2 separate regions of the Mus musculus genome follow, and region 1 is linked to region 2. The links are chromatin loops, found by intact Hi-C in ENCODE. Cell type or tissue: left cerebral cortex. All regions are shown on one strand. Links, peaks and the distances in the headings refer to the core of each region. The heading gives the core; the rest is flanking DNA.

The links. Hi-C counts contacts between places; a loop is a spot of excess contacts. Peaks named below come from ENCODE experiments on the same cell type or tissue, not always from the same donor. Only the 100,000 strongest peaks of a DNase experiment are listed, where the experiment ranks them.
Region 1: it touches region 2 in a loop (5-fold over the local background); 9 of 42 quality-filtered maps call a loop at or near these places.

The regions. Positions count from the first base shown.
Region 1 is chr3:88,837,116-88,853,028 of GRCm38, reverse strand. Gon4l (gon-4-like (C.elegans)) reads right to left here. Exons shown (of 33, transcript NM_001242372.1): 2 at 15,509-15,913; 3 at 6,450-6,641. Among named protein-coding and RNA genes, the nearest start is that of Gon4l, 9.8 kb to the right of the region's middle. In left cerebral cortex, for the core only: CTCF peaks have their summits at 6,024 (motif pointing right) and 7,256 (motif pointing left); no DNase peak of the experiment used is centred there.
Region 2 is chr3:88,775,805-88,791,717 of GRCm38, reverse strand. It overlaps the pseudogene 5830417I10Rik. Among named protein-coding and RNA genes, the nearest start is that of Syt11, 11 kb to the right of the region's middle. In left cerebral cortex, for the core only: a CTCF peak has its summit at 8,034 (motif pointing left); DNase peaks (open chromatin) are centred at 5,419 and 6,613; H3K27ac peaks cover 951 bases.

The sequences.
Region 1 (15,913 bases), core at 5,336-10,335, 60 kb before region 2:
CGCAGCAGGCACGTATGTACAAATAACCATGCAGGCAAAAAGTTTATCTCATATAGTTTTAAAAAGAATATGCGCCTAAACCTGCAAAGACTTGATGAACCAGGGTGGGGGGGATGGGGGAGGGTGTCCCTACCCTCTCAGAGGAGAAGGGAATGGGGGATGGGGAGGGATTCTGTGAGGGGGAGACTGAGATGGGGGGCCGCTAGACTGGCATGTAAAACAAGCAAGCAAACAAACAAACAAAGAAATGAAATCTACAGGATAATATATTAAATGAGACTTAGGAAAATATTTATAAAATATAAAAAATAAGAGGGGCTTGAGACCAAGCCTAACTGCCAAGCCCTGGAACCCACATGGCAAAAGGAAAGAACCAATTTCTCCAAGTTGTCCTCTGACATCCATAGGTACACCATGGCACCACTCCCTAAACAATACATATTCAACCCATACATACATACATACATACACACATACATACATACATACATACAACCTATTTCATTCAATTTGCATAAGGTCCCTAGTGGGAAGATAGATGTATTTTACTGAAGAAAATACTGGAGATTCCATCACCATGGTAACATAGTTAATTTATTAAATTGGTACAGAAATCTAGAATTTGACATATTATCTGATCTGTGTGGATTAACAATTTCACTGCAGAGTCTAGAATTAGATTTGGTATGTGTTGAATATCTGGATATGATATCATTTCCTATACTAGCACTTCTAACATATATAACCTTTAATAAAAGAAGAAAGAAAGAAAGAAAGAAAGAAAGAAAGAAAGAAAGAGAAGAGAAGAGAAGAGAAGAGAAGAGAAGAGAAGAGAAGAGAAAAACAATGAATAAGATGGTACACACCAGAGCTGGAGAAAATGGCTCAGTGGTTAAGAACACTGACTGCTCTTCCTGAGTTCAATTCCCAGCAACCACATGGTGGCTCACAACCATCTGTAATGGGTTCTGATGCCTTCTTTTGGTGTGTCTGAAGACAGCAACAGTGTACTCACATACATGAAATAAATAAATAAATCTTTAAAAAAAAAAAAAAAAAAAGATGGTACATACCAATAATGCCAGTTCTTGATGAATAGAGGCAGAAGAATTAGGAGTTCAAGGCCAGCCTGAGTTACATGAGACATAGTCTTTAAAAAAAAAAAAAAAACAAAAACAAAAACAAAAAAAAACCAAAAAACCAAGAGACCCACTCCTGGAAGCTTATATCTATAATCTCCCATAACCTTAAAGGCTGAAACAAGAGAAGTGCTTCAAGTTGAGATATAGGCCAGCAGAGGTGAGATCCTATCTCAAAAACAAATACAAAAATAAAAGGGCCGGAGAGCTGGCTCACTGATTAAGAGAATGTACTGCTCAAACTGAGGTTTGAATCTCAGCACCCCTATCAGGTGGCACACAACTGCCTGTAACCAAAGTGACAGCTTTGGTCTCCAAGGGCACCCACATCACATGCACACACACACACACACACACACACACACACACACACACACACACACACATGTATATATATAATGAACTAAGAGTAAAAAAAAATTTTTTTTTTTTGGTTTTTGTGAGACAGGGCTTCTCTGTGTAGCCCTGGCTGTCCTGGAACTCACTAGGCTTTCCTGAAACTCAGAAATCCACCTGCCTCTGCCTCCCAAGAGCTGAGATTAAAGGCGCATGCCACCACACCAGGCCCACCCTCCAAAAAAATTTTTTTTAAAGAACACATACACAAAGGTGCTATAATGGTTTTTTGTTTTGTTTTGTTTCTGACACAGGATCCTTGATATTTAGCCCAGGCTAGCCTTCAACTTCTGCAACTTCTGATCTTCCAAAGTGCTAGATTTTAGGTAAATGATACTACACTAGATATCAATCATATACTGAAGCCAAACATTCTAATTCTAGACCCTGCAGTAAAACTGTTTATCTGATCCATACAGATCAGATAAAGTCAGAAAACCTAGGCTTGGGTCTCAATTTCACATACCATGGTAATGGAGTCTCCAATATTTTCTTTTGTAAAATATGGCTAACCATGCATTAAGAATTTGACGCAAATTAAAGGAAACAAAACTTATCCAAGTATTTTAAAGCCAATGAAATATACTACACAACTATAATTTAGCAGCTGAGTGTAATTTAGCATGCCTTCAGTCCCAGCACTCAAAAGGCAGAGACAGATGGATCTCTGCAAGTTCAAGACCAGTCTTGTCTACAGAGTGAGCTCCAGGACAGCCAGGGCTACACAGAGAAACCCTGTCTCAAAATAACAACAAAAACAACAACAATAATGTTTCATTATCACACCATTTGTGCTATAAAAAGGAAACAAGGAACAATAACTTAAACATATCCTCTGAACTTACACAAGAGAGAGGGAGGTAAAGTATCCCTGCTCTACAGAAAAGCAGCACATATAATCTGACAAATGGGAAAACTTGGCTGTAGGATTCTGACAAATTAGAAGAGATTATCACAGACATATCAACAAGGCAAATCCCTCTCTGGTATCTCTAGTTTGCTGCTATTTGAAAAACATGGAGTTACCAAAGACTAAGATTAACATAATCTGAGCCGGGCGTGGTGGCGCACTCCTTTAATTCCAGCACTCTGGAGGCAGAGGCAGGTGGATTTCTGAGTTCGAGGGCAGCCTGGTCTACAGAGTGAGCTCCAGGACAGCCAGGGCTACACAGAGAAACCCTGTCTCCAAAAAACAAAAAACAACAACAAAAAAAGATTAACATAATCTTCTATGTTTAAGACAAAGCACACTGGATGCTGGAGAGTGGGTTCGGAACACTAGCTGTTCTGTCACAGAAGCCAGGTTCAGCTCCCAGCACCCACACAGTAGCCCATTACTATTTTAACTCCAGTTCCACAGGACCAGACATACTCTTCTGGCTTCTACAGGCACCAGGCACACTCATATACATAAAATAAAAATAAATAAATCTTAAAAGAACCCCCTTATGAAAGCTGGGGTTTACTTAATGGGTAAAGTGCTTACCATACAAACATGAGTTCAATCCTCAGCATGCACATAAAAATTAGGCACAGCAGGGCGTGGTGGCACACGTATTTAATCCCAGCACTTGGGAGGCAGAGGCAGGCGGATTTCTGAGTTCAAGGCCAGCCTGGTCTACAGAGTGAGTTACAGGACAGCCAGGGCTACACAGAGAAACCCTGTTTCGAAAAACCAAAAAAAATATATATAGGCACAATGGTGCTTTCCCTGGGTTCAGTGAATGACATAAACCTGTAATTCCCACAGTTTAAGAGGCAGCAGCCAGGCGTGGTCGCGCACACCTTTAATCCCAGCACGGGAGGCAGAGGCAGGCAGACTTCTGAGTTAGGGCCAACTTGGTCTACAAAGTGAGTTCCAGGACAGCCAGGGCTACACAGAGAAACCCTGTCTCGAAAAAAAAAAAGAGGCAGAAGCAAGACAGTCAGACACCAAATCACAGATTTAAGAAACTCTATAAGGCTGGGTGGCAGTGGCACATGCCTTTAATCCTCGGGAGAAGAGCAGGACTGGGCTAGGATATGTCACAGATGGTAGTTTGCCTAGCACACACCAAGCACTTCCTTATTACCCCAGAAGCACAGACTGTGAGAAGTGGTGACACACAAGGGTCATAAATATCCTTGGCTACAACCCGAATACCAGTCCAGTCAGAGTTCCATGACAACCTTTCTCAGAATACAGACACCACAAAGAAGGGGAAAGGGAAATGGACAACCCAGAGCAAGCTGACACTTGTTAGTCTGCATTGCCTGACGAGAGGCAGAGGTGAGGGAGCAGGGGCTGTGATGTAACCTACAAGCTGTCCTCTGATCTCCACGGGGACACTGCCACACAAGCACTGCGCACACACACAATAAATAAAATGTTCAAAGAAGGACAATGAGTGCCAAAAGCCAGTTTCAACTACACAGAGAGTTGGAGGCTAGCCTGGGCTCCATTAGTCCCTGTCTCAAAAAGAAAAAAAAAAACCCATGAAGCATTCTGATATATGTTTTTGTTTTTTTGGTTTTTTTAAAAAGATTTATTTATTTATTATATGTAAGTACACTGTAGCTGTCTTCAGACACTCCAGAAGAGGGCGTCAGATCTTGTTACAGATGGTTGTGAGCCACCATGTGGTTGCGGGGTTGCGGGGATTTGAACTCCAGACCTTCGGGAGAGCAGTCCGGTGCTCTTACCCACTGAGCCATCTCACCAGCCCCTGATATATGTTTTTAATTTGATTTATTTATTATATATGTGTCTTATTATTGAAAATCCCCTGTGTAAATGAAATCTGTGGGGGTTTTTTGGGGTTTTATTTGTTTGTTTGTTTCGATTTTTTTGAGACAGGGTTTCTCTGTGTATCCCTGGCTGTCCTGGAACTCACTTTGTAGACCAAGCTGGCCTCGAACTCAGAAATCCGCCTGTCTCTGACTCCCAAGTGCTGGGATTAAAGGCATGTGCCACCACACCCGGCCCAAAATCTGTTTTTTAATTATACATTAAAACCTTTTAGGAAAAAAAAAATGTTTTAAGAAACTGAATTTATAGTATTAAAAATTCTTGCTCCAAAGAAAATCAGGATTGGAAGACTCACTGGTACATCCTATGAAAGAAATCATTTGTGGTAGAAATAATACATTTCATTATAAAAGTGGTGTTTCAATTATTTTTTTGTCATTTACATTTACGTATTTATGGAAGGGGTGCCACAGCCCAGTGTCAGAGGACAATCTGTAGAAATCCGGACTCTCCTGCCACCAGTGGGATGCATGGATCCAACTTAGATCATCAGGCTTGGCAGCAAGCAGTGTACTCTCTGAGTCATCTCAGGAGGTTTAATTTTTCACACACATACAACACACACACACAAACACATACCAAAATAAAAAATAGTTAAGAAAAAAAGCCAGACTGTGTGTATAGGTAGCTTGCACCTGTAATATAGAACTTAGAAGGACGAAACAGGAGGATTACTGAGAGTTCAAAACTCTAGCCTAGGTATACAGTGAGTTCTAGACTTTCTAGTCTACAAAACACAAACTGTCTCATTGAGACAACACTGAGAAGTACTTGTGAAAGCTTAGGCACAACATAAGAGAGACTAGAAACAAGTCCCTAAAGGATACAAACAGGCCAAGTAACTACCTGTAGTGAACAATTTCCCAACAGTGAAACCTTCACATGCAAACCAACAATAAACAAGGAACATAACTTTGCCTCTTACATAAAGTAGCTCAGAACAGACTGTCACAGTCTCAGCTGCAGATACTAGGAACACCCAGACAGAAGGATGGCCGGACTCTGGAAAGTGGAACACAGCTAGGAAAACACAAGATTCATCTTGGAAATTTTACCCCTTAAATGCTCAGCACTGATGGACAAATAAAACCATTTAAATGCCTGCATCACGGGGTAGTCTGCTACTAATCCTATTTCTCAATAAAAATCAGACAGAGATCTTGAGAAAACTTACTTGTGAAAAAGGCAATATTGTTGGGCTAAGGCATGGAGGCAGGGGCTAACTGTGTGTCCAGACTCTCATATGAACATTTGGCATCATATGTCATTTCCATAAGTACCTGAAATGGAAAAATCTGTTCCTGGAAAGCAATGCTCAAAAAATATTGCAAGGTGCAGCAGGAGAAAAAATGCTCTGCAGTTCAGAGAACTTGCTGTTCACACAGAGGATGGGGTTCAGGGCCCACACAGTAGCACACAGGCACTAGCAAGCATGCAGTGCACATATATACATGCAGATAAAATCCTCATTGCACAAAAGATAAAATAAATCAAAAAAGATATTTTAAAGTTCTTCGGTTTAAATGAAGCAGTAAATATCCACCTTGATATTTTAATAAATATTAATCCACTAATGGAGAAAAATATTCTACTCTAAACGGGAAAAAAAAAATCAATCTGAATGAAACTTTTTTTTTAAAGATTTATCTAATTATTTCATGTACGTGAATACACTGTCCCTGTCTTCAGACACACCAGGAGAGGGCATCAGATCTCATTATGGATGGTTGTGAGCCACCATGTGGTTGCTGGGAATTAAAGCCATTAAACGCTGAGTGGAAAACCACCACCAAAAAGGAACACATCTGACCCCATTCATTTTATGAAGGCAAACAGGTTGAGTGACACATGCCACTAGAAGTCAGGATTTATTACTACCAAGGTGTAACTAGCAACTGAAAGGGAAGACAAGGTTGACTCTCAGTAGCGAACTCCAGATGCTGCCACTATCCTGACAGAAAATCCCAGCTATCTGAGGTCATTATTTACATTATATATTTACATTATATACATGACAGTTACTATTACATACTCTACACTTCCATAGTCTCTTGCTTTGGTACCGATAAAATTTTGTTTTGTTTTGTTTTGTTTTGTTCTGTTTTAATTAAAAAGAAAAAGCCTACCGGTTGGGATAAAGAGTCCACCATCCTCCATCTCTTCCTCAGCTTGGCGAACCAGAGGTCCGAGTGGCTTGTCTTGAGGAAAGGCAGAACCATCTGGCTGGACTGACTTCCGAGGCTGGGCACCTGGTTTTGCAGATTGACTGCTGGATGACAGCAAAGGAACCTCCCCATCGGAACGCAGCTCAAGTTCTCCTAGAAGAATCGCAAACATTGCTCCACACTCTTTCTGCCCATGATTATTCATATGCTACTGCAAAAGTAGCATCTTTTCCTGAGACCTTTATGACAGACACCTTCATGAGGCATATTAGGCACACAGGCTTTCCCTTCTCGTCAAGATGGGCTCCCAAAACAAAGAATGAAATGAAAACTCAGATCCAAATTATTCATCCCGACTTCACACAATGAATCATGCCTAATTGCTATGACACTTCCTATTCAAATAAGCTTGGAACTCTGTGTTTTCCTAAGAAAATCAGACCACGGGGTGAAGATTTAGTTCAACGGCAGAGTGTCAGCCTAGTACATATGACACCCCTGGGCTCAGTTCACAGCATCAAGAAAACAAAAATCAGAATACAGGGTAGAGGGTATAAGAGGACAAAGGGACAGTTAGAGCTGACCATTAACACTACATTTCACCAACTATAAATGATATAAAATGTCCAAAGGAGGAGCTGGAGAGGTAATTCAGAGGTTAAGAACACCGGCTGTTATTGTAAAGCTCCCAAGTTCAATTCCCAGCACCCACATTGCAGCTCCTAAGCACCTGTAACTCCAGTTCCAGCTGATCTCTCCTGCCCTCTACAGGCACAAGGCCTGTAGCAGGTGCAAAGGCAAACACAGTGCTGTGAATGAGAATGAACCCCACAGACTCACTTGTTTGCATTCTTAGTCCCTAATGGGTGAACCGGCTGAGAAAGTTTCCAAGGATTAGGCCTTGTGGGAGTGGGTGTGGAATTCTTGGAGGCAGAGTGTCACTGGAGTGGGCTCTGAGGTTTCATAAAAGCCCATGCCAGGCCCAGTGGCTCTCTGCCTGCTGCCTGTGGATCAGAATGTATATAGTTCTCAGATACAGCTAACAAACCAGGCTGCCACACACCCCACCATAATGAACTAACCCTTTAACTGTGAACTAACTGTAAGCAACCCCCCAATTAAATACTTTAAGAACTGACTTGGTCATGGTGCCTTTTCACAGCAATAGGAATCCAGAATAAAGACATACATAATCTTCTTTTTTAATTTGTAAAAAGAAAAAAATGGGGCTGGAGAGATGGCTCAGCGGTTAAGATTGCTCTTCCGAAGGTCCTGAGTTCAAATCCCAGCAACCACATGGTGGCTCACAACCATCGGTAATGAGATCTGACACCCTCTTCTGGAATGTCTGAAGACGGCTACGGTGTACTTACATGTAATAAATAAATACATCTTTAAAAAAAAGAAAAAAATAAATGTCAGAGGCATACTGGCAGACATCTGTAACCCTAGCACTGTGGAGGCTGAGGCAGGATAGTGAGTTTAAACCTTGGGCTACATAGCAAGGCTAGGCCTCAAAAAATAAATAAATAAATAAATAAATAAATAAATAAATAAATAAAAGCAAAACAAACATTCCTGACTCTAATTTATTTTTACAGAGTAAATGAATAAATATACAGGGAACCATTACATTTTTACTATCAAAAGAAAATGTAAACAATCAGGTTGTCAGGGCAGGTAGTCTATGGAACGACTGATCCCATCACTTGGGAGGCCAAATTCAGGGGAACACTGGAAGTTGGAAGCCAGTCTGATCTTCATATGGAATTCCAGGAGAAAGAAAACAGAAATAATCGCGTTGTCATAGAAACACTGTAAGCAGCCAGGCAGTGGTGGTGCACGCCCTTGATCCCAGCACTTGGAAGGCAGAGGCAGGCAGATTTCTGAGTTCGAGGTCAGCCTGGTCTATGGAGTGAGTTCCAGGACAGCCAGGGCTACACAGAGAAACCCTGTCTCAAAAAAAAAAAAAAAAAAAAGAAAGAAAGAAAGAAAAGAAAAAAAGGAAATAAAGACTTAAGCAGGCTAGGTGGCCCATGCCTTTAGCCCCAGCATTGGGAAGGCAGAAGGTAACCTGAGATCCAGGACAGTCTGGACTACAAAGATGGAGAGTGGGAGCAGGCAAGGGCACAGGGCGGACTTAGAACCTGCCCATCAAGCTGTCCTTGGTCTCCACATTCTCTTGTGCACTCGCACACACATACACACAAACACCCCAGAGTCTGCCATCCCTTTATTCCAACACTCAGAGGGGAAAGGCAGCTGTCAAGGACTATAGTTTTTTGGTCTACAAAGTGAGCTCCAGGCAGCAAAGCTAAACAGTAAGACCCCCATTCTTAAAAGAATTTACATTGATTTACCATCAATGTGCCACTTCCCAGTCCCCCCACTTCCATAGTCTCTCTCGCCATTTCCCCTCCCCTTCTCCCAGAGTGTGGAGCAGCCCTGACCCTGGCACATCAAGTCTGTAAAGGGCTAGGTGCTTCCTCCTCCACTGAGGCCAGACAAGACAGCCAAGTGAGGGAACAGATTCCACAGACAGGCAACAGCTTTGGGGTGCTCAGAACCACATGAAGACCCAGCTAGCTGCACATCTGCTAGGTGTGGAGGGGCATAGGTCCAGCCCTCAAAGATAATTTATTTTTTAGACCAGTCAAGTGCAGTTGTGACTAGAGAGAAAGTGTAGGAGCTTGCAGTCTCCTGACTCAACTTCCCAAAGGCCAACATTACAGATACATGCCACCACACCTGGGTACTTTCTGTATTTCTGAAATTTTCTTATCTGTTTGCACAGTCTTCAATTAAACGTTCTCATTTCAAAAGGGGTCCAAGTGGCATTGGAGATGTAGCTTAGTTGGTGGAGTTCTTAACTAACATGCATAAGATCCTGGAGTGGACACCAGCAACCACATGAACTGGGAGTAGGGTTCATGCTTGTAAGCCCAGCACTAGGAAGGAAAAGGCAGGAGCTGCTCAAGTTCAAAGCTAGCCTAGGTTAGCAAGTTCAAGGCTAGCCTGGGCTCATAAGACAGTGTCTTAAGAAGGAAACCAAACTATTTGTCACTTTTCTCAATTGAAACAAATTCCCCATGCCCATCGAGAAGTATCTACAGTATTAGACCTTATCTCAAAGGAGAGAGCAAAACATAATAAATAAATCATTTACTTTTTTGAATTATCATCATGTTGATATCTTTTTGTTTTGCTTTTAAAGATTTATTTATAATTATATATAAGTACACTGTACCTGTTTTCAGACATACCAGAAGAAGGCATCAGATCCCATTACAGATGGTTGTGAGCCACCATGTAGTTGCTGGGAATTGAACTCAGGAACTTTGGAAGAGCAGTCAGTGCCCTTAACTGCTGAGCCATCTCTCCAGCCCCCATATTGATATCTTTAGTTTCAACTAGTACATAATACCCCTAAATTAGAGATTACCCCACCAAAAAAGAAAAAAAGCCTGTATTTTAAAGAACAGCTTAATCCTTAACACTTTCCATTCTGCCTCCCTTTTAGAGCCCAGGCTACCTACAGAAGCTCCAGACTTTGCTTAACAGGAGTAGTAACTGCAGTAACAAGGACTGCAGTGAAACTGTAGTAAATTTATCAGGGACTAGAGAAATGGCTCAGCAGGTCCAAGTGGATTGCAGCCAAGCCAGATCACCTGAGTTTGATCTCCAGAACCCATACAGTAAAAGGAGAGAAGTTTGGTCAGTTGTGTCGAGCTGGACTACACAGTGAGCTCAAGGCTACTTCAAGCAGTCAATAACAGTAATTCTCCTAGCCAGGTGGGGTGCCACACGCCTTTTATCCCAGCACTCGGGAGGCAGAGGCAGGTGGATTTCTGAGTTCGAGGCCAGCTTGGTCTACAAAGTGAGTTCCAAGACAGCCAGGGCAGAGTAACCCTGTCTCAAAAAACCAGTAATTCTCCTGTCTCAGCCTCCCATTTACTGAAACTACAGGTATGTGCTAGCACATTTGTACTGCTTTCTTTCTTTCTTTGTGTTGGCTTTTCTGTTTTTTGAGATAGGGTCTCTCTATATAGCCCTGCCTATCCTGGAATGCACCATGTAGTCTAGACTGGCTTTGAACTCACACCTCCCAAGTGCCAGGATTAAAGGAGTGTGCCAACATGCCCCAGCTCTCTTTATTTTTTTCCCAAAAACAGGTCTTATGTAACCCAGGCTGACCTCAAAATCACTATGTGGCCCAAAACAACCTTGAATCCCGTCCCGCAAGTGGCAGGAGTACAGGCAAATACCACCATGCCCAGCTTACAATCTTTTAAACATATATGCCAGAACCTTTAAATCCATGTAAACATTGCCCTTCCAAGTCCATAAGGCCAGGTTGACAGCAGAGCTTCCTCCACTGGGACTTATGGCACCTGAAACATCTGGAACTACTCCAAATTATCCTACAAGTTTAATTCAGTCTGATAAGGCAGCGTCTCATGTTCAGCTGGCCTCAAACCCAACATTCAGCCAAGGATGCACTGGAACTCCTGATGCCCGCCCTGCCTGCTAAGTGCTGACTTTACAGTTGTTCTCCACCAAACCCAGTCTATGTCATGTTGAGGATGAACCCAGAACTTCATCAACGCTAGGCATGCACTCCACTCAACTACATCAGACCCAGAGGTACTGGAACCGCCCTACAGCTGCACTTCCAGGTGCTTGTAAGCAACTCAAAGTTAAGTGTTGGGAATTGAACTTCAGTCCTCTGTAAGCAGGATGTACTCATAACCACTGAGCCATCTCACCAGTCCTGATCATTCTTTTTAAACTGGTTTATTTACACTAATTTCCATCCTTCCCTGGCGCTTCCTTCCTCTACATCACAAAATCCTTTTCATGTTATAGAAAGTTTCTTTGCAATTTTCTTCATCTCACTAAGTTACATTGCTATCTAACTTAACTCTCCTCCAGGAAGTCTCTGAAGACCTCCATACTTGCCTTTCTTTGTAATATCCTAGTCAGGAGCTGGAGAGATGCTTAGCACCAGCTGCTTTTCCAGAGGACCTTGGTTTGATTCCCAGCACCCACAGGGAAGCTCACAACTATCTGAAAGTCCAGTTCCAGGGCTCTACTGTTTTCCATGGGTACCAAGCACACATGTGGTGCAGACATACATGCAGACAAAACACCATATACATAAGATAAATAAATATTTATTTAACTAAAGAGAACATGGCTTAGCAGTTAAAAGCACAGTTCAGTTCACATAGTGGTCCAGTTTTAGGGGATCTGACACCCTCTTCTGATCTCTATTAGCACCAGGCATGAACGTGTGTACACAGACAACCATACAAAACACTCAGACATAGAAAATAAAATATGCTGGGCGTGGTGGCACACACCTTTGACCCCAGCACTCGGGAGGCAGAGGCAGGCAGATTTCTGAGTTTGAGGCCAGCCTAGTGTACAGAGTGAGTTCCAGGACAGCCAGGGCTACAAAGAGAAACGCTGTCTCAAAAAAATAAAAAAATAAAAAATAGAAAGAAAGAAAGAAAGAAAGAAAGAGAGAGAGAGAGAGAAGGAGAGGAGAGAAGGAGAGAAGAGAGAAAGAAAGAAAGAGAGAAAGGGAAGGAAAGGATAGGAAAGGAAAGGAAAGGAAAGGAAAGGAAAGGAAAAGAAAGGAAAGAAAAATACATCTTTTGAAAAGGCAATTAAAATTTAAATAAAAGCAAAACCAAAAATTGGAGCTACTGAAAGAGGAGGAGCAATGCAGAGCTGGGGCTGTCCCTAGGTCAGAGCTAGGACAGCACACTCAGCCCCTAGGCCAGAGCCTCAACATTGCCATAAACAGATGGCTGGAGACAAGCCCTTCTCTGCCTCCTCTCCCTTTCTCCTCAAGTCTTCCTAATTCTTTCTCTTTGGGCACCACCTGAGAGGTAGGTGGAGTTAGAGTGTTTGCTCACCATACACAAAGGAAGCTCTGAATTCAAACCCCAGAACTACTTAGCAAACAAACAAAGTGATTGGCAAGAAAGTGATTGACAGCAATTTCTGCTGTTCTAACAGACCTGTGTTTTGATCTCAGTTTTGAGCAGCACCCAGATGGGCGAGCTCCTTACCACTTGCAACTCTGGCTACTCTAGGAGGCCTGAGGTGGGACATTCCCTGGAACCCAGGAATGCTGGGACTGCTTTGACAACACTGAGGAAGGAAAAAGACAAAGATGACTTCAGAGTCTATAAGGATATTTTAACAATGTAACAACCGTAGTGAAATGCTGATACTTTCAAAGATTATGTAACTTTTCTGTATTCCTTCAATCTTTCTACAATCAATATGATGTTTTCCTATCTAGTAAAACAAAATGTTGAGTGAAGTGTGGTAGCTTACACTTGAATTTCTACACTTGGGGGCTAAGGCTGGAGGCCAGTCTGGGCTAGAGTGATACTCAGTCACAAAAATTACTTGAAAACAGGGTTGGGCACAATAGCAGGGCTCTTTAATCCCAGATCTCAGGAGGCAGAGGCTAGAGATCTGAGTCTGAGTTCAACTTGGTCCACACAGGAAGTTCTAGAAGGAGAGCTCTAGGGGGCTGGTGAGATGGCTCAGTGGGTAAGAGCACCCAACTGCTCTTCAAGAGGTCCAGAGTTCAAATCCCAGCAACCACATGGTGGCTCACAACCATCTGTAACGAGATCTGACTCCGTCTTCTGGAGCATCTGAAGACAGCTACAGTGTACTTACATATGATAAATAAATAAATCTTTAAAAAAAAAAAAAAAAAAGAGAGAGAGCTCTATAGTGAAACTGTATCTCAGAAAAAGAGAGAGCCAGCTCCAGCAAAGCCCAGAGAGACAGAAACTGGTGACATTCCTATATGGCACCTCACAGCTTCTATGACCCAGTTCTGGGGGATATGGTGCCATCCCCTTCTCTAGTGCAGACGGAGGGGTGGAGGGACTGTGCCAGCTCAGAGGTACAAGCCTACATATATACCTCAGCATATGAGAGGATCAAAAGTTCAAGACCATCCTTACATGGTTTGGCTTTAAGACGGGGTCTCACTGTGTAGTTGCTCTGTTATTTAAAGGGGAGAGCTGAGATAGCTCCTGTCACCAAGACATACTACTGGAGTTGGACACCAAGAACCCACACGATGAAGAAGAGAGGTTGACCCCCAAAGTTGTCCTCTGATCCCCACATTAGAACAACAGAACACACACACACACACCGCACTACACACATATGCACAAACAGAATAAATTAAAACATAATTTAAAAACAGAGAAAAATAAAAATAGTATACCCTAAATTTTAATTATCTTGAATACTTAGGATTATGAGTGATCACATACACCACTGAAGTTCAAATCCAGAGCCACGAAAATGTAAAGCATGAGTCCCTACAGGGGTCCCACGACTCACACGGCCCAGCCCTTGGCTTCTGACATAGTGCGTACTCTGGCTACAAATTCACATATAGGAAACCAAAATTTATGTATGTACATTTTGGAAAATATTAAAAAATTAAAACTCATCTTCAGGCATGGTAGCACGATATGCAATTAAACCATAATTTTTGCACTCAGAAGGTAGAGAGGCAAGAGTCATTTGTTGAGGAACAGGCAGGACTACGAAGGGAGTTCCAGACTAACCTGAGCTACAGTGGGAGACCTTATCTCTAAAACCCAAAAGAAAATTTAAAAAAAAGAGGATAAAAACAACAAGAGGCTGAGGACATGACTCAGAGCCCATGTCTAGTATGTACACGTCCATAGATCCATGTACCTCTGAGCAAACAAACAGAAGCTAGAAATAGTGCTATCTCTGTTTACCTACTGGAAAAACTACAATGTCTAAGTATGGAAGTTGAAATTCTTCTACAACTGAAACCTAACCTGCCATTCACAAGTCACCTTTCCCTACTTCTTCCAAGCTACTACATCACCACCGATTCAAGTTGTTCCTACTCCAGGTGTCCAAGGCTCCATTCTGTCAAACTGCAACCTTCAGTGCCCTCAGTCCAAAGCGTTCTCCATCTCTGGAAACCCTTTCTCAATGTTCAAAGTCTTCCTTTAAACTACTGCCCTCATCCCATGAGACCCACTTCATGAATACAAGACTAATGAAGTGCACAGTTCACCTCCCCAGATATACAGGATAAAGTCTAAAAGTAAAAGGGGAAGAAAAGGCTAGAGAGACAACTCAAAACTTGACAACAATCATTGCTCTTGCAGAGAACCCAGGTTTGGTTCCCAGCACCATACATGGTGGCTCATAACCACTTGTAATGTCAGAGCCAGGGGTTCTGACACTCTGCTCTGGCTCCACAGTCACCAGGTACACACATAGTGCACATATACACATGCAAGTGAAATACCCATATAAATACATTTTTTTTAATGGGGAGGGGATAGGTCAAAGAGAATATAGAGAATTGGAGAGGAAAAGAAATTCTCAACCCACTTGTAAGGTTCACAATTCCAAGCCCAAACCACAGCAATTTCCCTTTACAGATACATTTCACCGGAAAGGCAACACAGAAAGAGAAGACGAGCCAGGTGATAGTGGCCCACGCCTTTAGTCCCAGGATTCAGGAGGCGCAGGCAGGCAGAACTCTGTGAGTACAGGGCCAGGCTGGTCCATAGAGAGTTCTAACACAGCCAGAGCTACACAGAGAACCCGTCTCAAAAAAACATCAAAACAACACAACTAAGTGACACACAGGTTACCTGTCTGTGCATTACAGGTGCTTGGGTCCAATAAAAACATGTGTATTCGTGAGATTTATTAGAGATGGGATCTAAGCTTAAACCTGTAATTCATTAACCTCTCGTACAGCGCTTGTGCAGTTTGACGACAGTCCTATAAAATATTTTTCTGACACCTTGCAGTTTGGACATAGTTCCCCACAAGGTCAGATATGGGATTTTAAACTTGCAGCATCCTGTTAGCACTCCAAAAGAAAAGTGTAGACCGTTTTGGAATTTAGATCCTCAGACCAGAGATGTTCAACCTAAACAGGAAAGGAAAAGGCAAGCCAGACCTTTCATCCTTACCTCCTTCCGTCTTGGCTTCTTCAGCAGGCTCTCCTGAAGGAGGCTCCTCTGGGACAGGGTGATCCCCTCGGTCTTCTCTGGTAACCTGCCCAGGTGTAAAGACAACTCTCTTCCCTTTCTTTGAGGCAGAGACCTGGAGTCTCCCTTTATCCACATGTACAGGAAGGGAATGAGAAGACTCCAAGGAGGGAAGGGGGATTTCCTGAGAGACAGCTACATCAACGGCTTCCAAGACTGCTAAGTTCACATGCTGGGCCAGCATCTTCGAGTTCAAAGACAGCCCCTCTGCCCTGAGCTGATCGTCTCCATCCTGCATGGAGAGCCCTTCAGGGCACACTGCACTGTCCTGACTCTGACCCCAGGACAGGGACTCTGACGCGCTGTCTGGGAGCTGGTCCGTGTCTG
Region 2 (15,913 bases), core at 3,758-8,757:
ACTATACTCTTATGCAGAATTGAAATGGCAATTGTCCAATTCAAGTACAACTGTGGAGTTGCCTCTGATTCTAGATACTCTATTGAATGGCATGGAGATGGAATGTCAGGCCCTCTATTACAATCTGGTAATTCTATCCAGGCTAATTTGCAGTAATTGCCAAGTGCCTTTCAGTACTTGAAGCAAGAAACAGAAAATTAAACTTTAATGATGACAGATTTCATTTGTCCTTTAATTTAGATCAAAGTCACACCTTTATGGCTTGTTTGCCGTTCCCTTATCTGTTAATGTAAGGACCCATGCAATGGCACCCTAGTAATCCTAACATTACCTGTACATGCTGTGCTCTTATGCCTGTATCAATGCTAGTATGTTTTTAGATGTCACTACTCAAAGTGGATACCAGTGAGGTTGTCAGGACCATATCAAGACTCACCCGTGGGGCTGGTGAGATGGCTCAGTGGGTAGGAGCACCTGACTGCTCTTCCAAAGGTCCGGAGTTCAAATCCCAGCAACCACATGGTGGCTCACAACCATCCATAACAAGATCTGACTCCCTCTTCTGGAGTGTCTGAAGACAGCTACAGTGTACTTACATATAATAAATTAAAAAAAAAAAAAAAAAAAAGACTCACCCGTGATAATGCTACTACAGACCCTTGCTGAAAGAATATTGGGAAGATCTCAACGGATGGTGGGACTGGTAACTGCTGAGGTCCTGGGAACCATCACATTAATTGATACTGCTACCACATCTAGAGTTGCTCTTCATAAAGAAGTTCAAACTGCTGAATTTGCTAAAGACTGGAATACACATTCTCACAAAGTTTGGACTCAACAAAGACAGGCAGAAAAATGGTTGGTGCAATAGACAAATCGAGAGAAGCGGTAATACTCATCGGAGATCAATCAAATTACTGCGAGAACAAATGAAATGTGACTGGAATGTCGTCACTTCTTATTGTGCTACATCTTTAAGATTCAAGGACGGCAAATATGATTGGGAAAAAGTTAAAATGCATTTGTTGGGTCATCCTAACTCTCTTATCAAATGATTTATGATTTGCAGCAAGAAATTATAGAAACATTTTCAAAGAAGCTGCCTGAACTAGCAGGGATGGATGTTACAGAACATCTTACAGATGGTGTAGCTTCACTTAATCCCATGGATCATTTTGATATGTTTCTTGCTTTTGTGATTTTTACAATTCCTGTGATGACTTTACTGGCTTTGCAATGTATGCTGATTTATTTGGATAAAACTGTCAGACAACTAGATAGGCAAAAGAGCATTTTTACTATACAACTCCATAATCTTCAACAGAATTGTTATCCCTACCACTTAAAACAGAAAAGGGGAAGATGTAGTGATATGGATAGTAGTAAGCCTTTGTGCCTGGCTTTGAGAGAAATGTTTAGCAAAGCCTTTACTATGTTCAGGTCAATAAGAAGAAGCTGAGAAACTGTTCTGAGACTGTTTGAACCTTCAAGAAAAGTTTCTGTCTAAAGAACCTGCACATGGTGCTGCATAAGAACATGCGACTGCACTGCCCTTGCTCCTAAGGCAGTCCTGACAAACCTGGAGTTCTTACTTCTGTTTCTGGGTAGCCATGGTCAAAGAGACTAAGATCTGGGTGGGTCGTCTGTTCTCATGGGAAGGGCAAGGGCAAGGGCAAGATAACTTTGTTATTTGGAACCTTTTCCAGCCCCAATTAACCTTGTATGATGTTGGACTAAAGTAACTGGAGTAAGCTACCTGGCTGTCAAATCTTTTCCAAGAAGACTAAACCACTCTGCTCCCTTGAGAAATGAAGGCTTAGCATCTTGGTGAGCTTCTATCCGCTAAGGCACCTATGACCCAACATCTGAACCTAGGTCCTCTGGAAAAGCAGCAGATGCTCTCAAATGCTGAGCCGTCTCTCCAGTTTCTGCACACAACCAAAAAATCTTCAAAGAGACAGATTTACCTGCCAATTGCCTTTACAACCACCCAGCCGAATCTCTCTTTGGAGAGTAAACTTTCCTGGGCTAAACAAATTACTGCTTCAAGTGAAAAATTACCTAAAATCAAGAGAAAAATTTATAAAAAAAAAAAAAAAAGTCTGTGATCAGCATCCTAATGATAACCTGCAAAGGTAGCCCGTGGGAAAAAGCATGTAGGTGATCAAGAGTCTACTACTCAGAATTTTCTGGCCAATCAACTCCTAGGTGGCCCTAACCCGGGCAGATCATTCTGCTGAAAAGACAATTTCAAAGAGCAAAGGACAGAGCTTAACTACAGAATTCCACTAACCTACTGACTCCAAAATCACTACTCACAGTCTCAAACAGCTCTTCCATCAGCCCATTCACTTCTTTTTCTGTAAAGAAGGAAAGGAGTTTGTTAGCAGAACTTAGGTCCATTTTGTAGTAAGAAAGAACTCTAAGGAGATAACAAATGCTGTTTCTACAAAGCATCTGACCAAGGCTCTATCCATCCACCATGCAGCAACTCAAGTCCTGCTCAAGATGCCTGAGACACGTGAAAGAACAAGATAGGAAGGAGTCTATTTCCATCAGGTTTAAAGTCTAGCAGGAAGACAAAGAAAATGTTCACTGGTTTTATAATAAAAATGGAAGTATAATCCCAGTTCTCAGGAGGTTGATGTAAAACAGTTGTTCATAATTCACAAGCATACTGGGCTGCTGCATTAGTCAGTAACAAACTCTGGCTGGCTACATAAATGAGATTCTGTCTCAAAAGCAAACAAGACGAACAGACATACACATGGAGAGCTATCTGATAAAGCAAGCTGACCCCTGCCTGACTCTCCATGTGGTAATCTCTTCTGCTTGCAGTGGGTCTTCTCTGTCCTGTTGCTGTTCACTACAAAAGTCTTAACCCTGCTTCACTAGCTAAAACATCTCATCTTAAGTACGTCCCTAAGCCTTCCAGAGGACAACCTCTTTCAACAGACTGGGAATCTCTACGTGACCCACCTAGTACCTACTGCTTTCTAAGCTCTTCTCTTTCTAGGCTCACTGACTGCAAGACAAGGCCATGTCCAAAGTCATTTTGGCATTCAAAGTATAATACGACCCTTACCAAGTAGAAAATGACAAACATAGGGCCATACAGTGTACAAGCAAATAGCAGCTTTCTGCATATACACCTAATTTAAACAACTACAGAAATGAACAAGGAGACTTAATTGTCTTAATTTCAATTAGTCACAAACGTCTAAATCATCTAAATACTAAACAAAGACAAATGGAAAAGGCAATAAGAGACAAACATACTAGTGATTCTCACTGCTCGGTCAGTACGGAAATCCTCGGTGTCTGGTTCATCAAGATCTTCCAAGAAGTTATACTCTGGATCATCATCATCATCTGCCTCATCTAGGGGGAAATGGTTTAGAGGATTATTCCCAACTCTGACCTGGTTTTCTCACAGAAGGTCACACTGGGCTGGAATGAAAGGAATGAAGTTTATCAGGTCTGGGTGGGGGCTGGGCGGCTTCACAAGATCTGCAGTTGGCTTGAGAGCCTGAGAGAAATAGCCTTCTCCAAGTTTCAGTGTTGCAGCTCTTTCTGGGGGTAATAAGGGCCATATAAGCCTTTGGGAGAGAGCAGGGGTTTTCAGAGTGGGTGGTTTATTGGCTGGGGCTGAGGTGCTGGGAATGCTTTGTTTACATATAGAGGAATTTCAGGTGCTTGGTGTGTGTGTGTGTGTTGTTCTTTCTCACTTTGGTTTTTTGAGATAGGATCTCACTGGGTAGCCCTAGATGAACTTAGCCTTACTATGTAGACCAGACGGCCCTTCTTTTTCTTCCAAAATTCAGGGATTATGGTCATACACAATTGTACCACCATGCCCAGACCCCAACTCCGAACATGTACCTATAAAAATAATTATAGAATCTTTCAGCAAAACCTATATAATCCTGTTTTTATGCTATTGCACTTATTTATGTATATGTAGTCCAGAAGCCTTGGTGTGTATGGTATTTTGGATGAAGAAGCCCCTCATAGCCTCATATATTTGAATGCTTGGTTCCCAGTTGGTGCAACTATTTTGGAGAAAGATTAGGAACTGTGGCTTCCTTGGAGGAAGTGTGTCACTGGAGGGATGGACTTTAAAGTTTCAAATCCTCACCTCAGGCCCATTCTCTCCCTCCCTCCCACTTTCAGATAATAATAAACTCTTAGCTACTTACTGCTCCAGTGCCATGCCTGTCTGCCTACTATCACACTCTGAGAGGATGGTCACTGACAATCTACACTGTAAACAAGAGCTTAATTAAGTGCTTCATGGTGCCTCTTCACAGCAATTTAACAAAAATTAAGACACCTTGCATGTGGGGCTCATAGAACAACTTGTAGGAGATGTTTCTCTTCTACCAGCACATGGATCCTAGGGATGGAACTCTGGTCGCTGGGCTTGGCAGCAGTCACCTTTACACACTGGGCCATCTTGTTGACCTGTGTCTTTCTTTCTTTTCTTTGAGATAAGATCACACTAAGTTATGAAAGCCGGACCAGTTGCTATGTAGCCCTCGTTGGAGGAAGTGTGCCTCTGGGGCGAGGGTCAAGGTCATGATTTTCCTACTTAACCTCCCAAGTGCTAGGATGACAGACACGTGTCAGGACGGCTCCCTTTCCACTCCTGACTTGTTGCACCTCCCTTCTCCTCTGAGCCTGGCTCCCTTCTCTCCTCCACACAGCACTCACTCTCAGCAAGCAGCAAGACAGGAAGGAGAGTTTACCCGTATGACTCACACTGGGAGTCACATTTGTGTAGTGTCTCACAAAAATAACGTTTCAATTTCTTCTTTTCACATTTTATTTATTGTGGGTGTACATGCCTGTGTGGGGGTGCCAGCATGGCATAGCACACACGTGTGAAGACCAGTGGACAACCAGCACAAGCATGCTCTGGAGATGGTACTCTGGGCGTCAGGACTAAAACAAGTCACTTTACTCACCGAGCTCTCTTCTGGCCCCAAACCAACATTTTATGGAAAGGTTATCTGTGCAGTGACATAGTGAGAGGAGGAACGAGGCACTTCCCAGACCTTAGGGCAGGACTCTGTGTTAGGTCCTCAAAGCAGCTCCCAAAATGGCAGCGCTGATGGCAACAGTGTGGAACAAACCTGAGCTCAGTGTTGCTAGGAAACAGAAACCTGAAGTGTTTCTCGGAAGCCCTTAGTCAGCACTGAGCACTCTGCCAGGGCTGCCTGCACCTCCAGTCTGACAGAGCCCCAGGCTCTTCTAGAGGCTGAGCTGTGCTTCCCACCCTCCCATATGCTCCTATAAAATCCAATAAGCTACTGGGGCTGTGCACTGCCCTCTGCAATCCTTAAAGGTATCCCAGCAAGGGTGTTTCGTCTTTCTTTTCCCAATTAAAACTATCCTTTCCTTTGACAGGAGTGGCTGTGTTCAGGATGTCTTGCTGTGCCCACTCACACCCTAAAGTTGTGACATCTGGGGCTGAGTATGGACAGCATTTCCCTAGCAAATACAAAACGCTGGGTCTGACTCCAACTCCACATATACACACACAAGATGCTAGTTATGGAGAGTTATGTCATACATGACAAAAAAGGCATGCAGGCCAAACATATAACCAACCCGACAGTATTCAGTACAGGCATGACAGAAGCCGAGAGTCATACACAGAACCATCACGAGGACAGAAGAGTCTCAGCATCTGCTAATGCTTCTCCTGAGTACCTAAGAGGGGGCTAAGACGCTCACTAGCAGGGGGGAAATCACCAGGAAGGGGGGAAATCACCAGGAAGACAAAATATTCCTTACTGTGGTCTAATCCAAAAAAAAAAAAGGAAGAAGAATAATCAGAAAGAGGAGGAAGAAGACGAGGAGGAAGAGGAGGAAGAGGAAAAAGAAGACGAGAAAGAGGAAGAAGAGGAGGAGGAGAAGGAAGAAGAGAAGGAAGAGGAGGAAGAAGAGGAGGAGGAGGAAGAAAAGGAGAAAACAGCCAGAAACGGCAAGCCATGCCTTTAACTCCAGCCCATGGGAAGCAGAGACAGAGGCCAGCCTGTTAGCATAAGGGGTTCCAGGCCACCAGGACTACATAGTGAAACCTTGTCTCAAAAAGACAAAAGGAAAGAAAATGTACGGATTATATGTTATTTTTAAAAAATATCTAGACGGGCTTAGTGGCGCACACCTTTAGTCCCAGCACTCAGGAGGCAGAGGCAGGCTGATTTCTGAGTTTGAGGCCAGCCTGGTCTACCAAGTGAGTTCCAGGACAGCCAGGGCTACACAGAGAAACCGTGTCTCAGAAAACCAAAAAAAAAAAAAAAGTATACCAAATCTGCGGGCATCTTGGCTCCCCAAGTGAAACCATACTTCAAAAACAAAAAAAAACAAACTCTTTCAGCTTAACAATAAACAACACACCAATGAACAAGCAAAGGAAGTAATTGTGGAAATACACTCCCTGTCATTGCTCACTTAGAAACACAGGCTAAAGCTCCAATGCAGCTTCACGACCGCTCACTTCTTTCCTTCCTCCCTTTCTGAGGCACTGTCACTCTTGATCCTCCTTCCCCCAACCCTCATGTGTTAGAGTTCCGGGTGCGCAGCACCATGCCTGGCCACTCTGACTATTTCTTATGAAGGTCAGCACCCACTCACCATGACTTGCAAACACTCCTACTTACCAACCAAGAAAGAATGAAAATGCTGCTAAGATGCCTGGGGGTGGAGAAGGCTGAGAAACTGCTTTAAAGCAAGCATGCAAAAGTTCTGTGTTTAATTCACAAAACAAAAAGGATTCAAACAACAAAACATTACACAGCAATAAAAATTAAATCTACGACTGTTGACAGTACAAATGAACTCTTATACATATACCGCTGAGTGGAAAACCACCACCAAAAAGGAACACATCTGACCCCATTCATTTTATGAAGGCAAACAGGTTGAGTGACACATGCCACTAGAAGTCAGGATTTATTACTACCAAGGTGTAACTAGCAACTGAAAGGGAAGACAAGGTTGACTCTCAGTAGCGAACTCCAGATGCTGCCACTATCCTGACAGAAAATCCCAGCTATCTGAGGTCATTATTTACATTATATATTTACATTATATACATGACAGTTACTATTACATACTCTACACTTCCATAGTCTCTTGCTTTGGTACCGATAAAATTTTGTTTTGTTTTGTTTTGTTTTGTTCTGTTTTAATTAAAAAGAAAAAGCCTACCGGTTGGGATAAAGAGTCCACCATCCTCCATCTCTTCCTCAGCTTGGCGAACCAGAGGTCCGAGTGGCTTGTCTTGAGGAAAGGCAGAACCATCTGGCTGGACTGACTTCCGAGGCTGGGCACCTGGTTTTGCAGATTGACTGCTGGATGACAGCAAAGGAACCTCCCCATCGGAACGCAGCTCAAGTTCTCCTAGAAGAATCGCAAACATTGCTCCACACTCTTTCTGCCCATGATTATTCATATGCTACTGCAAAAGTAGCATCTTTTCCTGAGACCTTTATGACAGACACCTTCATGAGGCATATTAGGCACACAGGCTTTCCCTTCTCGTCAAGATGGGCTCCCAAAACAAAGAATGAAATGAAAACTCAGATCCAAATTATTCATCCCGAGTTCACACAATGAATCATGCCTAATTGCTATGACACTTCCTATTCAAATAAGCTTGGAACTCTGTGTTTTCCTAAGAAAATCAGACCACGGGGTGAAGATTTAGTTCAACGGCAGAGTGTCAGCCTAGTACATATGACACCCCTGGGCTCAGTTCACAGCATCAAGAAAACAAAAATCAGAATACAGGGTAGAGGGTATAAGAGGACAAAGGGACAGTTAGAGCTGACCATTAACACTACATTTCACCAACTATAAATGATATAAAATGTCCAAAGGAGGGGCTGGAGAGGTAATTCAGAGGTTAAGAACACCGGCTGTTATTGTAAAGCTCCCAAGTTCAATTCCCAGCACCCACATTGCAGCTCCTAAGCACCTGTAACTCCAGTTCCAGCTGATCTCTCCTGCCCTCTACAGGCACAAGGCCTGCAGCAGGTGCAAAGGCAAACACAGTGCTGTGAATGAGAATGAACCCCACAGACTCACTTGTTTGCATTCTTAGTCCCTAATGGGTGAACCGGCTGAGAAAGTTTCCAAGGATTAGGCCTTGTGGGAGTGGGTGTGGAATTCTTGGAGGCAGAGTGTCACTGGAGTGGGCTCTGAGGTTTCATAAAAGCCCATGCCAGGCCCAGTGGCTCTCTGCCTGCTGCCTGTGGATCAGAATGTATATAGTTCTCAGATACAGCTAACAAACCAGGCTGCCACACACCCCACCATAATGAACTAACCCTTTAACTGTGAACTAACTGTAAGCAACCCCCCCAATTAAATACTTTAAGAACTGACTTGGTCATGGTGCCTTTTCACAGCAATAGGAATCCAGAATAAAGACATACATAATCTTCTTTTTTAATTTGTAAAAAGAAAAAAATGGGGCTGGAGAGATGGCTCAGCGGTTAAGATTGCTCTTCCGAAGGTCCTGAGTTCAAATCCCAGCAACCACATGGTGGCTCACAACCATCGGTAATGAGATCTGACACCCTCTTCTGGAATGTCTGAAGACAGCTACGGTGTACTTACATGTAATAAATAAATACATCTTTAAAAAAAAAGAAAAAAATAAATGTCAGAGGCATACTGGCAGACATCTGTAACCCTAGCACTGTGGAGGCTGAGGCAGGATAGTGAGTTTAAACCTTGGGCTGCATAGCAAGGCTAGGCCTCAAAAAATAAATAAATAAATAAATAAATAAATAAATAAAAGCAAAACAAACATTCCTGACTCTAATTTATTTTTACAGAGTAAATGAATAAATATACAGGGAACCATTACATTTTTACTATCAAAAGAAAATGTAAACAATCAGGTTGTCAGGGCAGGTAGTCTATGGAACGACTGATCCCATCACTTGGGAGGCCAAATTCAGGGGAACACTGGAAGTTGGAGGCCAGTCTGATCTTCATATGGAATTCCAGGAGAAAGAAAACAGAAATAATCGCGTTGTCATAGAAACACTGTAAGCAGCCAGGCAGTGGTGGTGCACGCCCTTGATCCCAGCACTTGGGAGGCAGAGGCAGGCAGATTTCTGAGTTCGAGGTCAGCCTGGTCTATGGAGTGAGTTCCAGGACAGCCAGGGCTACACAGAGAAACCCTGTCTCAAAAAAAAAAAAAAAAAAAAAAAAAGAAAAGAAAAGAAAAGAAAAGAAAAGAAAAGAAAAGAAAAGAAAAGAAAAGAAAAAAAGGAAATAAAGACTTAAGCAGGCTAGGTGGCCCATGCCTTTAGCCCCAGCATTGGGAAGGCAGAAGGTAACCTGAGATCCAGGACAGTCTGGACTACAAAGATGGAGAGTGGGAGCAGGCAAGGGCACAGGGCGGACTTAGAACCTGCCCATCAAGCTGTCCTTGGTCTCCACATTCTCTTGTGCACTCGCACACACATACACACAAACACCCCAGAGTCTGCCATCCCTTTATTCCAACACTCAGAGGGGAAAGGCAGCTGTCAAGGACTATAGTTTTTTGGTCTACAAAGTGAGCTCCAGGCAGCAAAGCTAAACAGTAAGACCCCCATTCTTAAAAGAATTTACATTGATTTACCATCAATGTGCCACTTCCCAGTCCCCCCACTTCCATAGTCTCTCTCGCCATTTCCCCTCCCCTTCTCCCAGAGTGTGGAGCAGCCCTGACCCTGGCACATCAAGTCTGTAAAGGGCTAGGTGCTTCCTCCTCCACTGAGGCCAGACAAGACAGCCAAGTGAGGGAACAGATTCCACAGACAGGCAACAGCTTTGGGGTGCTCAGAACCACATGAAGACCCAGCTAGCTGCACATCTGCTAGGTGTGGAGGGGCATAGGTCCAGCCCTCAAAGATAATTTATTTTTTAGACCAGTCAAGTGCAGTTGTGACTAGAGAGAAAGTGTAGGAGCTTGCAGTCTCCTGACTCAACTTCCCAAAGGCCAACATTACAGATACATGCCACCACACCTGGGTACTTTCTGTATTTCTGAAATTTTCTTATCTGTTTGCACAGTCTTCAATTAAACGTTCTCATTTCAAAAGGGGTCCAAGTGGCATTGGAGATGTAGCTTAGTTGGTGGAGTTCTTAACTAACATGCATAAGATCCTGGAGTGGACACCAGCAACCACATGAACTGGGAGTAGGGTTCATGCCTGTAAGCCCAGCACTAGGAAGGAAAAGGCAGGAGCCGCTCAAGTTCAAAGCTAGCCTAGGTTAGCAAGTTCAAGGCTAGCCTGGGCTCATAAGACAGTGTCTTAAGAAGGAAACCAAACTATTTGTCACTTTTCTCAATTGAAACAAATTCCCCATGCCCATCGAGAAGTATCTACAGTATTACACCTTATCTCAAAGGAGAGAGCAAAACATAATAAATAAATCATTTACTTTTTTTGAATTATCATTATATTGATATCTTTTTGTTTTGCTTTTAAAGATTTATTTATTATTATATATAAGTACACTGTACCTGTTTTCAGACATACCAGAAGAAGGCATCAGATCCCATTACAGATGGTTGTGAGTCACCATGTAGTTGCTGGGAATTGAACTCAGGAACTTTGGAAGAGCAGTCAGTGCCCTTAACTGCTGAGCCATCTCTCCAGCCCCCATATTGATATCTTTAGTTTCAACTAGTACATAATACCCCTAAATTAGAGATTACCCCACCAAAAAAGAAAAAAAGCCTGTATTTTAAAGAACAGCTTAATCCTTAACACTTTCCATTCTGCCTCCCTTTTAGAGCCCAGGCTACCTACAGAAGCTCCAGACTTTGCTTAACAGGAGTAGTAACTGCAGTAACAAGGACTGCAGTGAAACTGTAGTAAATTTATCAGGGACTAGAGAAATGGCTCAGCAGGTCCAAGTGGATTGCAGCCAAGCCAGATCACCTGAGTTTGATCTCCAGAACCCATACAGTAAAAGGAGAGAAGTTTGGTCAGTTGTGTCGAGCCTGGACTACACAGTGAGCTCAAGGCTACTTCAAGCAGTCAATAACAGTAATTCTCCTAGCCAGGTGGGGTGCCACACGCCTTTTATCCCAGCACTCGGGAGGCAGAGGCAGGTGGATTTCTGAGTTCGAGGCCAGCCTGGTCTACAAAGTGAGTTCCAGGACAGCCAGGGCAGAGTAACCCTGTCTCAAAAAACCAGTAATTCTCCTGTCTCAGCCTCCCATTTACTGAAACTACAGGTATGTGCTAGCACATTTGTACTGCTTTCTTTCTTTCTTTGTGTTGGCTTTTCTGTTTTTTGAGATAGGGTCTCTCTATATAGCCCTGCCTATCCTGGAATGCACCATGTAGTCTAGACTGGCTTTGAACTCACACCTCCCAAGTGCCAGGATTAAAGGAGTGTGCCAACATGCCCCAGCTCTCTTTATTTTTTTCCCAAAAACAGGTCTCATGTAACCCAGGCTGACCTCAAAATCACTATGTGGCCCAAAACAACCTTGAATCCCGTCCCGCAAGTGGCAGGAGTACAGGCAAATACCACCATGCCCAGCTTACAATCTTTTAAACATATATGCCAGAACCTTTAAATCCATGTAAACATTGCCCTTCCAAGTCCATAAGGCCAGGTTGACAGCAGAGCTTCCTCCACTGGGACTTATGGCACCTGAAACATCTGGAACTACTCCAAATTATCCTACAAGTTTAATTCAGTCTGATAAGGCAGCGTCTCATGTTCAGCTGGCCTCAAACCCAACATTCAGCCAAGGATGCACTGGAACTCCTGATGCCCGCCCTGCCTGCTAAGTGCTGACTTTACAGTTGTTCTCCACCAAACCCAGTCTATGTCATGTTGAGGATGAACCCAGAACTTCATCAACACTAGGCATGCACTCCACTCAACTACATCAGATCCAGAGGTACTGGAACCGCCCTACAGCTGCACTTCCAGGTGCTTGTAAGCAACTCAAAGTTAAGTGTTGGGAATTGAACTTCAGTCCTCTGTAAGCAGGATGTACTCATAACCACTGAGCCATCTCACCAGTCCTGATTATTCTTTTTAAACTGGGTTATATACACTAATTTCCAACCTTCCCTGGCTCTGCCTTCCTCTGAATCACAAAATCCTTTTCATGTTATAGAAAGTTTCTTTGCAATTTTCTTCATCTCACTAAGTTACATTGCTATCTAACTTAACTCTCCTCCAGGAAGTCTCTGAAGACCTCCATACTTGCCTTTCTTTGTAATATCCTAGTCAGGAGCTGGAGAGACGCTTAGCACCAGCTGCTTTTTTCAGAGGACCCTGATTTGATTCCCAGCACCCACAGGGAAGCTCACAACTATCTGAAAGTCCAGTTCCAGGGCTCTACTGTTTTCCATGGGTACCAAGCACACATGTGGTACAGACATACATGCAGACAAAACAACATACACATAAGATAAATATTTATTTAACTAAAGAGAACATGGCTTAGCAGTTAAAAGCACAGTTCAGTTCACATAGTGGTCCAGTTTTAGGGGATCTGACATCCTCTTCTGATCTCTATTAGCACCAGGCATGAACGTGTGTACACAGACAACCATACAAAACACTCAGACATAGAAAATAAAATATGCCCGGCGAGGTGGCACACACCTTTGACACCAGCACTAGGGAGGAGGAGGCAGGCAGATTTCTGAGTTTGAGGCCAGCCTAGTGTACAGAGTGAGTTCCAGGACAGCCAGGGCTACACAGAGAAACGCTGTCTCAAAAAAAATGAAAAAATAAAAAATAGAAAGAAAGAAAGAAAGAAAGAAAGAAAGAAAGAAGGAAAGAAAGAGAGAGAGGGAGAGAGAGAGGAGAGGAAAGGAGAGAAGAAAGTGAGAAAGAGAAAGAGAGAAAGAGAGAAAGAGAGAAAGAGAGAAAGAGAGAAAGGAAAGGAAAGGAAAGGAAAGGAAAGGAAAGGAAAGGAAAGGAAAGAAAAATACATCTTTTGTATTTTTTAATTTGTATGCAAATTAAAATTCTTCTACAACTGAGACCTAACCTGCCATTCACAAGTCACCTTTCCCTACTTCTTCCAAGCTACTACATCACCACCGATTCAAGTTGTTCCTACTCCAGGTGTCCAAGGCTCCATTCTGTCAAACTGCAACCTTCAGTGCCCTCAGTCCAAAGCGTTCTCCATCTCTGGAAACCCTTTCTCAATGTTCAAAGTCTTCCTTTAAACTACTGCCCTCATCCCATGAGACCCACTTCATGAATACAAGACTAATGAAGTGCACAGTTCACCTCCCCAGATATACAGGATAAAGTCTAAAAGTAAAAGGGGAAGAAAAGGCTAGAGAGACAACTCAAAACTTGACAGCAATCATTGCTCTTGCAGAGAACCCAGGTTTGGTTCCCAGCACCATACATGGTGGCTCACAACCACTTGTAATGTCAGAGCCAGTGGTTCTGACACTCTGCTCTGGCTCCACAATCACCAGGTACACACATAGTGCACATATACACATGCAAGTGAAATACCCATATAAATACATTTTTTTTAATGGGGAGGGGATAGGTCAAAGAGAATATAGAGAATTGGAGAGGAAAAGAAATTCTCAACCCACTTGTAAGGTTCACAATTCCAAGCCCAAACCACAGCAATTTCCCTTTACAGATACATTTCTCCGGAAAGGCAACACAGAAAGAGAAGACGAGCCAGGTGATAGTGGCCCACGCCTTTAGTCCCAGGATTCAGGAGGCGCAGGCAGGCAGAACTCTGTGAGTACAGGGCCAGGCTGGTCCATAGAGAGTTCTAACACAGCCAGAGCTACACAGAGAACCCGTCTCAAAAAAACATCAAAACAACACAACTAAGTGACACACAGGTTACCTGTCTGTGCATTACAGGTGCTTGGGTCCAATAAAAACATGTGTATTCGTGAGATTTATTAGAGATGGGATCTAAGCTTAAACCTGTAATTCATTAACCTCTCGTACAGCGCTTGTGCAGTTTGACGACAGTCCTATAAAATATTTTTCTGACACCTTGCAGTTTGGATATAGCTCCCCACAAGGTCAGATATGGGATTTTAAACTTGCAGCATCCTGTTAGCACTCCAAAAGAAAAGTGTAGACCGTTTTGGAATTTAGATCCTCAGACCAGAGATGTTCAACCTAAACAGGAAAGGAAAAGGCAAGCCAGACCTTTCATCCTTACCTCCTTCCGTCTTGGCTTCTTCAGCAGGCTCTCCTGAAGGAGGCTCCTCTGGGACAGGGTGATCCCCTCGGTCTTCTCTGGTAACCTGCCCAGGTGTAAAGACAACTCTCTTCCCTTTCTTTGAGGCAGAGACCTGGAGTCTCCCTTTATCCACATGTACAGGAAGGGAATGAGAAGACTCCAAGGAGGGAAGGGGGATTTCCTGAGAGACAGCTACATCAACGGCTTCCAAGACTGCTAAGTTCACATGCTGGGCCAGCATCTTCGAGTTCAAAGACAGCCCCTCTGCCCTGAGCTGATCGTCTCCATCCTGCATGGAGAGCCCTTCAGGGCACACTGCACTGTCCTGACTCTGACCCCAGGACAGGGACTCTGACGCGCTGTCTGGGAGCTGGTCCGTGTCTGGCTTCACAGCTGCCTCTAGGTCCAAGTCATCACCCTCCTGGTCATCTTGCTGCTGAGAAGACTCGGTCACTGAAAGTCTTCTCTTCTTACAGGGCAACATTTTACAAGTTCCACGTCTGTTCCATCCTAGAAGCATAAAAACCAAGCCCTGATCACTTCAGTGGTAGTTAACAGTAGTGACATTTGCTCGACTACCATTTCACGCACCCCAAGTTCAATCATGAGCATGGTATTTCACACCGAATGCCTAGGACTTTTAGCAGAAGATAAGAAATTCATTACAGTAGCTCAGCTCAAACTCCACACTGAACAGTATGCTACCTTGACTAAGCGATACCTTAATCTCTTAAGCTTCTGTTACCTCAGACTTCATGTGATAGTGCAGGCCTCTTCCCAGCCTAGGAAGAGGCAGGTGGATCTCTGTGAGTTCAAAGCCAGACTGGCCTGGAACTGGCCACCTGCACTTACATTCACATACCCACACACAGACACACAAGGAAAAATTTTCAAAAGTCAATCTTATAGCATTGAATATCACTCTTCTAGTATCCTTGTCTTCCAGAGCTATCAAGTCAGTGAGAAAACAGAATCCATAACTGGTTTCTCCACTATCCAGCATTATGTGGCATTGTAGACACTCTGTGACTCTTCCCTGAAGAGATGAATGAATGAAAGTGGGCCTAAACAAAGTTAGGCTGCGTTTGGACCAAACAGGCAGCATTTCCATAGGTACTGGAGGGTGAATTCCAGCCTGCTGTGTATCTCAGGGTGATCGTGTGTTGTGATCTTGCTGCTTCCACTGACAGGTGTTTCAGCACATCTCTTTAATAAGTAGGAACCCAGAGTTTTATGCATGTAAGGCAAGCATCCTACCTCTGACTTCATCCCCAGCCCACACACGCCCACACACACACACACACACACACACACACACACACGTTGCATCCTTCTATGCTGGAAATCCTTACTTTCAGACATAGGTCCAAGACCAGAATAAGCCTCATTGGCAACCTTCACGCCTGAAAGATCACTCAACACTACCAGAGAAAACTTACTCAGAGTTTGATCTATAAAGCTAATCTTAAGCCTCCGAAACGCACATTCTCTAGGGCATTAAGGGAGGCCCCTCGCCCTAAGAGCCCAGGTCCTTATCATCGTAAAGCTCAATAACCAAGAGAAGATTCGCTGATCCTGTCGGGGAGGAGAGTAAAAGAGTACGGAGGGGAGTGGGGATAACCTAGGTGATTCCTTATTTCACAGATGACTTCCTAAGGTTCACAGAGAAGGAAGCAGAGGGGAAGCGGG